Regions from separate parts of the Mus musculus genome. Here region 2 is linked to region 1. Evidence: chromatin loops called from intact Hi-C (ENCODE). Cell type or tissue: left cerebral cortex. All regions are shown on one strand. Links, peaks and the distances in the headings refer to the core of each region. The heading gives the core; the rest is flanking DNA.

What was found. A loop is a pair of places that touch in the nucleus more often than their neighbours do. Peaks named below come from ENCODE experiments on the same cell type or tissue, not always from the same donor. Only the 100,000 strongest peaks of a DNase experiment are listed, where the experiment ranks them.
Region 2: a loop joins it to region 1, with 2.8 times the contacts of the local background. A loop is called at or near these places in 1 of 42 quality-filtered maps.

What each region holds. Positions count from the first base shown.
Region 1 is chr14:21,307,565-21,313,401 of GRCm38, forward strand. The region is part of intron 6 of Adk (adenosine kinase); the gene reads left to right. Among named protein-coding and RNA genes, the nearest start is that of Gm52152, 110 kb to the right of the region's middle. In left cerebral cortex, for the core only: no CTCF peak of the experiment used is centred there; a DNase peak (open chromatin) is centred at 3,156; H3K27ac peaks cover 483 bases.
Region 2 is chr14:21,489,781-21,495,617 of GRCm38, forward strand. No RefSeq gene overlaps it. Among named protein-coding and RNA genes, the nearest start is that of Kat6b, 7.1 kb to the right of the region's middle. In left cerebral cortex, for the core only: no CTCF peak of the experiment used is centred there; no DNase peak of the experiment used is centred there.

The sequences.
Region 1 (5,837 bases), core at 1,101-5,100:
TAGGATTTTTTTTTTTTTTTTTTTTTTTTTTTGCATCAGTTTCAACATCAGATTGGCCTAAATTCCTCGGGGATGATGTTATAACTAGAGAATGGTTGGTACTTAGAAGGTAGCACTTTCTGAAAGTCACTGCAGCAGGAAGGAGAACTGCAGTGTTTGGTTGGAATGAAAGGCTGGAAGGGTTATGCAAGGCCCCGCAAGGTCACATTTCCCAGTTGTGTATAATGTGGTGACTTCAATGACTTTCTTTCCTTCAATTTATATGTAATTTTGTTCTCAAACTTGCATCAAATTGTTAAGATGTTACTCATTAAGTTGTTTGGACCTACTTGCTACAAAACAGAACTGTTAGGCATTTGCTAGGATACCGTGAAAAATAACAGACTGTAAAGGTTCTGTGAACTAAGGAAGTTTCAGATCCTATGAACGCAAAGGAATTGCCTAACTCTAAAATGGATACACACTTCCATAAATACATAAAAATACATCAGTCTTTAATTTTCATTATTTTCAAAATAGCACTTCAGTGACAGAGGAATGCATTTAAAGTCTTAAAAAAAGAAAACCCTCAGTGGTGCTGTGCTCTGTGCTCCAGGAGACTAATGGATGTGCTCCCCCTTTAAAGGTGGTGAGGAATGTGCGACCCTTATGTTATTAAGGACATAAGATCAGTTATTCAACTCATGTTGCCTGTTTTGGAAGTTCAGAGAGCAATGAGTAGATCTGTTTGTGGGGTGAAGGAAGGCTGAAGACCTGGAGGTAGCAGTCCAATTCTAAGAGGTCAAGTAATGGACATTTCATGGAACAGTATAAAGACTGAAGATTTGTTTGGGAGAGACAGATCACTGTGTGTGATTGAAGTATGGACAGATGTGTGGAAACATGGAGGCCACAGCTGGCTGGCTATGTAAGTTGGAGCGCTGCTGTGGAGAGTTGAGTGCTGGGTGTGAGGCATTTGGATTTAATTTACTAGGAAAAGAAGAATGATTGGGGTGATTAATCTGTCAGCAGAACATGGGATGATTAAATCAAGGAGAGAGAAGAGGCGTGGCGAGCTTTTGGAACGGGAATGATGGGGTTTGTTTTATGTATTTATATTTCAAAGGGGCTCAGCTAAAGAGCACATTTTTGTTTAGCATTTTAACTGAGGGCTGTAAAAAGAACTTGTCATTCCTAAGGGAGGGGCACTGTTTATATTTCTGTGGTAATATATTAATACAGTGTAAACATGCTTAAATTCATACTCTTGATATCTTGCATTGTGTTGTGTTCTGATTTAATTCTTTCAGCCTTGAAGTTTTATTATTCCCAACCTAAAGATGAGAAGAGTAAGGTCTGGAGATGTTAGACTGCCCAAAGTACACAGTTAGTAAGGGACAGATTGGCAAAACCTAAAATTAAGCATACTAGGAGGTCTGGGAGTTACTTCCACCCACAAGTTCAAGAGCAGTAAAGGAGAAGGAAGAGAGAGAAGGAAAGCAGGAATCCTCAGTTTCAATCACGGAAGGTGGAGTCCACCTGAGGTCTCACTCATCCGTCCCTGAGGTCTCACTCATCTGTCCCCTGATGCCTCACTCATCCATCTCCTAAGGCCTCACTCATCCATCCCCTGAGGTCTCACTCATCCGTCCCCTGAGGTCTCACTCATCCATCTCCCGAGGTCTCACTCATCTGTCCCCTGAGTTCTCACTCATCCGTCCCCTGAGGTCTCACTCATCCGTCCCCTGAGTTCTCACTCATCCGTCCCTGAGGTCTCACTCATCCATCCCTGAGGCCTCACTCATCCGTCCCCTTAGGTCTCACCGAGCTGCAGTCGCTCCACCTGGTTACAGTGCCATTTATGTTATTTCTTCATACCATTCCTGATCCCTAACACTAACTTTTGAAAACTGTTGTAGATTTTTTATATAAAACTCTTTTTAAGATTTATTTATTTATTTATTTCATGTATGTGGGCACACTGCTGTCTTCAGACACACCAGGAAATGGCATCGGATGCTCATTACACATGATTGTAAGCCACCATGTGGTTGCTAGGAATTGAACTCAGGACCTCTGGAAGAGCAGTCAGTGCTCTTAACTGCTGAGCCATCTCTCCAGCCCTATATAAAACATTTAAAGAGTATTTGTATGCTTGATGTGCACACCTAAGTTCCAGCGCCTGCAGAGGCCAGTAGTTCAATCCCCTGGAGCTACACTTACAGACAAGTGGTTGTAAGCTCAGTGTGGTTGCTGGAACTAAACTAGTGTCCACTGCAAGAACGGCACAGCTCTGCGGTGCTGAGTTGTCTCCCCAGACTCTGTGGCCGTGTGTGTGTGTGTGTGTGTGTGTGTGTGTGTGTATACATATTATTTCAAGGTGTGTTTCAGTTTGGTGTACATATATTTCCCCCTCAAACGGATTCTAAGATAGCTTGTATTCTCTTTTCCAGCAAAATGAGCTTAAATATCCACATATGTTGCCCTCCTAAAATCCATGTTTCTTTGACAACACTTTTCTGCCTCTTGCTTTGTCTTTGCTTTGGTTGTTTGGGTGTTCATGTGTTTATATTTGAGGAACTTACATGTGATCAAAGAAAACTGGCTTCTTCATTGATGGTAAGAATGGTCTACTTAAAGTTGCTGGTATTTTAGTCCTTGTAAAGATTTAGATATTTGAGAAATGGATGGTTGTGTTCGTGCTTTCTACGCTCTGCAGAGGCAGAAAGACGGAGGGAGCTGGTTCCCTTCTGTTCCCGTGACACAACATGTTCTGACCGCTGTGGCAGACCTCACAGCCATCACTGGTGTCTTCATTGTAGTTATTTCTTCTGGCGGCTCAGTTGCTGTCATTCATGTGAAGGACTGCATATCATAGTATCATAACTGCAAATGGTTTATGCATTATCTTAATGGTTGTCAAAGCCAGTGTTGTCCTTGCAGCAGCAATGAACTATGGCTTGTCATAATTTGTGTTTGATCTCTCCCACTCCTACAAGGAAACGTATTTTACTCTCTGGGAGATTCACAGAACATGTAGCAGCCACTAAGAGGAGAAAAACATGTTATCTGGGTGTTGGGTTGGTTATTTTTGACTTCTAATTTATTCACTCTCACAACCCTGTTCTCCAACTGATGTTACTATGGCACCTTAGTTACAGCACTGAAAACAGGCTAATTATATTCTTTAAAACAGACAACAGTGGTACATCTTGAGACAGGCATCTGGCACTCCGCCTTCTTCCCGCTGTAGCGCTAGTCTAGGCTTCCTGGGACTCTGTTGTTCTTTTTTCTTTTCTTTTTTTAAGTATACATTTTTTTCGTTCCCTTCTGTTTCTGTAAATAGTGGTTTATATTTACTAAAGTCACTAATTGCACATTTAGCTTGTTCCTTTTTGAGCCTTGTGCAAGAAGAAATGTAGAATTATCCTCAGCCGTTTATCTGTACTTACTCTTGTTTATTGAATTAATATTCTCGGTATTTATAAATGTCTTCTGACTGTGTAGATATTCATTTCAATCGAACAAACTAACTCTGGTTCATCTCCAGCATAAGTAACCATATCACTAATTTTTAAAATAAATTAGCAGCAGCATCCAGCTCTCTTCATGAATCCCTTCTCATCGTTTCTTTTGTTTTGTTTTGTTTATGTTTTTCAAGACAGGGTTTTATTTTAGTGTGTAGTCCTGGCTGTCCTGGAACTCCCTCTGTAGGCCAAGCTGGCCTCGAACTCACAGAGATCCACCTGCCTCTGCCTCCCATGTGCTGAGGTTAATGGCATGTGCCATCATTGCCATTTATTTTACATTGATATTATACAGTTTGTAATCACACTAACAGTACATATACTACCTTTGTCATGTTTGATTAAACACATATGGACCATGAAATGTTACCTTTACTGCTTAACTCTCATCCTTTGTAATGTCTGCAAAATATTCCCTACAACAGCCTTTTTCCTCTGGAGATGCTATAAACTACATTTGTAGTTTAAATATAATAGCAACATTCAAACATTTTTAAAAGGCAGGGTAATAATGTATTTCATTGTAACATAAAATGTCCCAGCTAAGGGTAGTCTGTTTCTTAGGGTTTTGCTTTAGTTTTGCTTTGGGTTTTGTTTGTTTGTTTTGACCTGCTTTGGTTTGACTACTCAGAAACCCACAAGCTGAAAGCACAGGTCAAAATGCAGTGGGTGTATTTCTTTCCTCTTCTCTTCTCTTCTCTTCTCTTCTCTTTTCTTTTTTCTTTTTTTTTTTTTTCTCTCTCCAGACAGGGTTTCTCTGTGTAGCCCTGGCTGTCCTGGAACTCACTTTGTAGACCAGGCTGGCTTCGAACTCAGACTCTGCCTCCAGAGTGCTGGGATTAAAGGCGTGCACCACCACGCCCGGCTGCAGTGGGTGTATTTCAAGTGCCTGATCTTATTGACCTCTCTCCTAGGCAGGCCTGTGTCTGACATGTAACAGCACTTCCAGGAGGAAGTGACATGTTCAAAGTCATGAGCATGTGGGGAGATATTTCAGATCCAGCACAGAAGCAAGTTGTCAGGACTAGAGTTTGTTGACTACTCCCTGTGTGTATTTTCAGATCCTTCCTAAGTCTGCCGGTTACTCTTCAGCAGCATTCTGTATGCTGCTTCAGGCTAGGACTGCTGCTCACCGAGAGGACTCTGGCCTAGATGTGGTTGGCCTTGAGATCCATCCCAGCTCCACCTTTCAACGCCTTAAACATTGTTGATTGTTAGAAAAGAGCCTTTGTCTATCTACATTGGACTTTACTAGGAAGTTCAATCTGGGGAGATGAGTCAGACTGGCCAAAGAGGGCCAGGACATAGCCTAGGAAGACCTCAGACTCAAAACAGAACATCCTGCCCAGCTATTTCTCAGGTTCTTTACAGAGTTGATGTATTTATTTATTTTATTTTTCCTTTGCCACCTTTCCCAGTCTTCTGTTTGAGTGAGCGAGGATCTTAATATGTTTAAGACAGTATTTCTTTAGTTCTGTCCTTGGAAATAATTTCATACTTGAGAAGTATGGTATTTACTTTTCTTTTGTTATAGAGTCTATATTTAAACAAAAACAAAAAACTTGTGATCAAACGAGAATTCATATGGCTATGTGTCTGGAGGTGGGGATAAACTACAAGTCCCTAGCAATCAGCCAAGCTGAGTGTTTGCTTGTTCTTTATGTGAAGTGCAGAAGGATGCTGAACCACTCAGCTACCACTGCATACGTCTTAATGCCGGCATGTATTTGCTTTAGGACTAGGTAGGCACAGATGAGACTCAGTATTATAAAATGACATCGTTTGCTTCTGCCCTCCTAGGATACCCTGATCAGTATTTCATGATAGCACAGGCAAAGGTCTCCCTTCCCATCCCAGTTTGTCTTAGTATGTCCATTTAGTCAGAGTCACTGTCACTCTGTATACTTCTATGTTTTATTTCTGGCAAGGTCTTGTTTAGCCCAGGCTGGCCTTGAAACTTCTGTGAACATGGTACCATATTTGTGTTCTTGAACCCCCTGCTTCAGCCTATTGAATGCTGGGATTGCAGGCATTCACCAACACCCCTATTATTCTATTTTCTTTGAATCAATAAAAACTTATATAAGTGTCTGTGTACACACACATATATGTTTCATACCTCAAATAACCGTTAATGGATATCATTCTGAAGCTTACATTCTTAGGTAAAGACATTTTAAAAGAATCCCAAATAATGACTCTGAAGTGAAGTAAATACTGGTGAAGAAAAAAATTGTTTCCCTTTGTCTTTGTATATTTCATTTTTTTAAACTATATTTAAAATACCCTGAGAAATCCCTTAGAGTGGTTAAGATTTCTAGGCAGTAAACC
Region 2 (5,837 bases), core at 796-4,795, 180 kb after region 1:
GTCAATAATCTGCTGCTCTCAAAAGTGCAGTCCTAAGCTGGGCGTGGTTGTACATGCCTTTAATCCCAGCACTCGGGAGGCAGAGGCAGGCAGATTTCTGAGTTCAAGGCCAGCCTGGTCTACGAAGTGAGTTCCAGGACAGCCAGGGCTACACATAGAAACCCTGTCTCAAAAAACCAAAAAAAGAAAAAAAAAAGTGCAGTCCTGAACTCCTGAATACCTAGAGAAGGCCACTCTTCTGGAGGAATGGCTTCAGCCAGCCAGGTTCTGTAGTTCAGCCTCCCGGAGGGGCAAGCAGAATGTAATGGTAAAAAGCCTGGCTAGGAATACTGACCTCCCACCAAGTACTCTGCACCTCAGGGTCACAGTTTCCTTGTCTGTAGAACAGGGGATAATAGCAGTATTTAAACTAGATTGTTGTGAGGACCAAATGAGCCAATTCAGGGAAATCACTTAGCTTTGTAAGTACTCCATGAGTGTTAGCTATTATTAACAACATTGTTACACCAGACACTTTTAAAGCCATGTTCAGCAAATGTGCTCCTGGAGTCCACTTCAGCAGCCCAAGTTCTCACACTGTTTATCCTCCAAGGTTTTGAGTGGAGCCACAGAATTGCACAACACCATGTCAGCGTCATTCCCCAACTCCTTTAATTGATGAGAATAAATCGTGCTTCTCTTAGCTGTCGTGTAAAGCAGCTCCTAGGTCATTAGCCATGTCTTAGAGCTCTAAGACTAGACCTAGACGCTGCCAAGAGAGTTTTGAACAGATTCAAGGCAGAATTTATTTCTCTCTCCCTTGAGATGCAGGCCTATCCCCAAGCAACATCCGTATCTCCAAAAGCTCCATTCACAGCAATGAGAAAACAGTTACTTTGAAGTCAGGAAGCCAGTTTCTGTGATAGTTCATTTTGCAGTGCTGTGGCAGATATCTGGGACTAAGCTGAGTGGTATACCTAAGAGGCAGAGGCTGTTTTGAGACTAGCCTGGGACACATGTTCTACGTGTCAAAACAAAAATAGAAACTGTGATCTGTAAGGACCAAACATTTTAGGTACTGAAGGGCACAAAGGTTTCTTTAAAAATGGTTTGGAAACCTCAAGTTGGTGGCACACACCTTTAATTTCAGCATTTGGGAGGGAGAGGCAGGCAAATCTCTAGTTTGAGGCCAGCCTGGTTTATAGAGCCAGTTCCAGGACATCCAGGGCTATACAGAGAAATCTTGTCTCAAAAACTACCAAAAACAAACAAGCAAAAAAGTATGTGTATTGCTTCTCAGTGTTTTGGTTAAGGTCAGGGCTAGAGATGTACTTGTGAGGGGTTGCATTCAGGAGTTTGTGTGAACAACACCACCTGCTTGCTGTATTAGATAAACTTCATTTTCTGTGCAGCTTAACACAGCGAAGTTTGTTCTCCTTGTAACAAGTTAGAACCGTGGAAGGAATCACCTGTATTAAGTTACTCGGGAGTCTAATCTAAACAGAGTTAGGCCAACCTGTTGCTCATCCTGTGGAGCCCATGTCTTCTGAGATGTTACTGACGATAAGGAAGAGAAGAGATGGAGAATGGGTCACTCTAATTCTTTCTCTTCTGTGTGAGCCTCTGTGATCGATCAATCAATGTGGAGTATATGTGTGTGCAGTGTGTACCCTCGGAGGCCAGGGGAGGACACTGAATGTCTTGCTCTATCACTACTTTCAACCTTAATCCTTGGAAACAAGGTCTCTCACTGGACTGGGAGCTAGGCTGGTGGCCAGCAAGTCCCAGGTATCCCCCTGTGTCCCCCCAAGCAGTGCTGTGGCTCGGGTGCCTAATGCCATGTCATGCTGCTTTATTTTCACAGGGGTGAAAAGGTGGATTCTCTTTCTTGTACAGGACGCACTCTTATCCACTGAGCCATCTCCCCAGTTCCACATTTTCTTACTATGTAACCAGCCTGGCCTCCAATTTACAACCCTCCTGTTTCAGCCTTTAAGTGCTGGGATTATAGATATGTGTTACCGTGCCCTTGTTTTTAAACTCTTGACCAGGGCTGGAGAGATGGCCCAGTGATTAAGAGCACTGATTGCTCTTCCAGAGGTCCTGAGTTCAATTCCCTGCAACCACATGGTGGCTCACAACCATCTGTAATGGGATCTAATGCCCTCTTCTGGTGTGTCTGAAGACAGCTACAGTGTACTTATATGTAATAAAACAAACATACAAACAAGACTCCAAAAATAAGATGCATTGCTTCTCATTTTCATCCCCAGTGAGGATTGAACCCATGGCCTGCCCTAATGGAAAGGAAAGCATTGATCCATGAGGGAACATGGAGAAGAACTGGGGAACAGTAGTCTAGTTGTCACAAGGATGGATACTGTGGACTCCAGGTAATCTAGGTTTGATGTTGTTAGTTCAGGAAGCAAGCTCTAGGGCTTATTATGGACTCTTTACTAGGGCAATCACTGGATATAGCACAAGAATGGGAAGGAACAAGAGCTCAGTCCCAGTTACTAGTCCCAGTTACTAGTCCCAGTTACTAGTCCCAGTTACTCGTTCACCAAGTCCTATCAACCACCAAGGCCAGGCACGTGAAGCAGACTAATAGGCAGCAAACTCCAAAAGGGGCAGCTGGAATAACTGTAGTGGACAGGAGCTACTCAAGACGTATCCCTTGTATCTTTCAAAGGGAAAAGCTGAGATGGCTGCTGTATATACTCACTCATACCATAGAAGAAAAATAGCAATAATCATATATACACTGTATATAATGTTTAGATATTAGTGCCCTTTTGGTTATGTGTGTGTGTGTGCCTGTGTGTAATTTTTTTTTTTTTTTTTTTTACTTGAGACAAGGTCTTGCTGAGTAGCTCTGGCTGGCCAGGAATTCAATATGTACAGCAGACTAGTCTCACATTTACAGAGATCTGTAGCCTACCAAGTGCTGAGATGACAGGCATGAGTCTCAGCTAACACTGCTGGGACAAGGCTGTAATCCCAGTCACATGGGGCACTGAAGCAGAAGAACCACAATTCTAAGGCCAACCTAGACCTTGTCTCAAAAAGGACACTGATAATGAAAACAAAGCGCTTGGAGCAGTGCCACATTTGCTAGCATAGATGAGGGCATACTTTCAATTTTCAGTACCAGTAAAAATGAAAATTAAAACCCCTATGGGTTGGAGAAATGGCTCAGGGGTTAAGTGTGTGTTGTGTATTGCTCTTATGGAGGAGCAGAATTCCCAGCATCAAAGTGAGTGGCTCACAGCACCTCACATCCAGCTCCAGAGGATCAGATGCCTTCTGGCCTCCAAGCGCCTGTACTCTTATGCAGTACTCAATACCACAGACAACGTAAAGGGAAAACACATGTTTAAAAAACAATGGCAATAACTGAGGGCTAGAAAGAGGAACCGTGGTTAAATGCACTTGCAGCTTTTCGCAGAGGTCTGAGTTTAGTTCCTGGCACCCATATGGAGGCTCACAACTATCTGTAGCTCCAGTTTCAGGGAGTTCAGTGCCCTCTTCTGGCTTTTCAGACACCAGGCATGAATTCAGTACATGACATAAATTTAGACAAAACACTCATACATATAAAATAAAAATAAATCTTAGAAATAAGACAATCAACCCTTGTTTTCTGTGAGGCAGTAAGTCTTATGTGGGCAGCAACATACTCTCAGATTGGCACAGGTCCTAGCATATGATAGATGCTTGATAAGTATTTGCTAAATAAATGAATGCATTTAACCAAGAGAGGTTTTTTGTTTGTTTGTTTATATTTTGGGAGGGGGGGGGTTCGAGACAGGGTTTCTCTGTATAGCCCTGGCTGTCCTGGAACTCACTTTGTAGACCAGGCTGGCCTCGAACTGAGAAATCCACCTGCCTCTGCCTCCCGAGTGCTGGGATTAAAGGTGTACACCACCATGCCTGGCAAGAGTTTTTAAAATTGGTATTGGTAGTTCATGTTTATAATTCTCAAATTTAAGGCAAGAAGAGTGCCTTGTGTTGGAGATCAGTCTGGGCTATAGTATAAACACCAATCTAAAAAACCAAGAAACAACACAAAGTTGACTTTTATAAGTTCTTTTCACATATAATCTAGATACTAATATTCTGTTGTCTATACAACTGTTGCATTAGAGGCCAATCTTCTCAGACAGTGCTCATGTATCCTAAGCACTCTATATCTGGAAATGTCCCATTTTCTCAACAGAGTTGATGACACAGGCTCTAAGTTTTCCTTCTCAGCCATATGATACTCGTGTAGCCAAGCATCACATAATTTAAACTGACAACTTCTACACCGAACTTCATGTTGCAAGTTCATCTTTTCAGTCCCATCCCAAGGAAGGCCAATGGATGAGACTGTTGAGCCATCCTGCTAACTCAGAAACTCTCTTGTGAAAGACATACTTAAGCTTTCATATAACAAGCTCAGATACAGAATTCCACAGGGAGTGGAGGTATGGCTCAGCCGATAGAGTATTCACCTAGCATACAACAGGTCCTAGCTTCTAGCTTCAATCCCCAACACCACACCAAAAAATAAGGGTAAAAGAATTACAAATGCCTTCAAGGCTCTTCTTTAGTGCAGCGGGCCTGGATTCACCTAGACTGCCTACAACTGTCCTCAGTTTTGCCTGATAGAATCCCAGACTTGTGAGTGCTGGAATTATAGGAGAGCCACTACAACTGGTCAGCTTGGTTGGTTAAATATAGATCTATTAATCTAAATGCTATCTCTTAAATACATATTAGACAGCAAACTTCATAAGCCTGAAGATTTCCTATACAGAGTCTTATGTAAGTATGTAAGTTTGCACAGGGTGTTTTGAAAAGATGCTGATGAGGACTGGGGACTTAGTATAATATGGTAGAGTACTTACCTAGCAAGTCTGAAACCCGGGTTTCTTCCTCCAGCACTAAGTAAATAAACTTGGGCTGGGGATGCACCTGTCTTCTGCACTTAGGAGGTGAGAGCAGAAGGCTCACAAATTAGACTGAAGGGCAGCAAGTTTTAGGCCAGCCTGGGTTATGTAAGGCTCAGTCTTATTTACACAAAAATTAAAGTTTCTAGTGTGAATGTATGTATATGTAAGTATATCACATGCCCACAGGTACCCACAAAGGCCAGAAGAGAGAGCTGGATTGTCTGGGACTGGAGTTAAAGGTGGCTGTGCCCAATGTGGATGCTAGGAACTGAACCTGGGTTCTGCAAGAACAAATTCTTTTAACTTCTGAGCCATCTTTCCAGCTCCAGTTCTCCCTTATTAAAAACAAGAGAGCTTGCTCCTCTCTTGCTCTTGCTCTTCCCTTCTTGCTCCCGCCCTCTCCCCATTCCTTTCTCCCAGCCCCCTTCCATGTACTCATGGCTGGTCTCTACTTCTCTCTCTTTTCTCTCTCTCTTTCTCTCTCTCCGCCTTTCTCTGCCTCTTAACTCTCTTCCCCATGCCCTGAATAAACTCCATTCTATACTAAAAAACAAAACAAAACAAGAGAAAATGAAAAACCCCAAACAAATAATAGCAGACCCTACCTCCAAATATTCTAATTTAATTAGTCTCATGTGAGACCTAGGGCAAAGAAAGGTTAGGCTAACACAGATGATTCTAAATATGGCTAAAGCAAGAGTCACATATGAATTGCTTCATAGATAAAGGGCAGTTATTCCAATGAGCAGGCTGGTGGTCTGTACAATAGAAAGATTAATTAGGAAAGCCTGTGATCATAGGATTGGATAAATGCTTTTATTTATTTGGTCCTTCAACAAACTCTAAACTTTATACAGACCAGGGCTACAGTAGGGACCAGAATGCTGTGGGCCCCTGCACAGGCCAGGAAAACTTGACAGG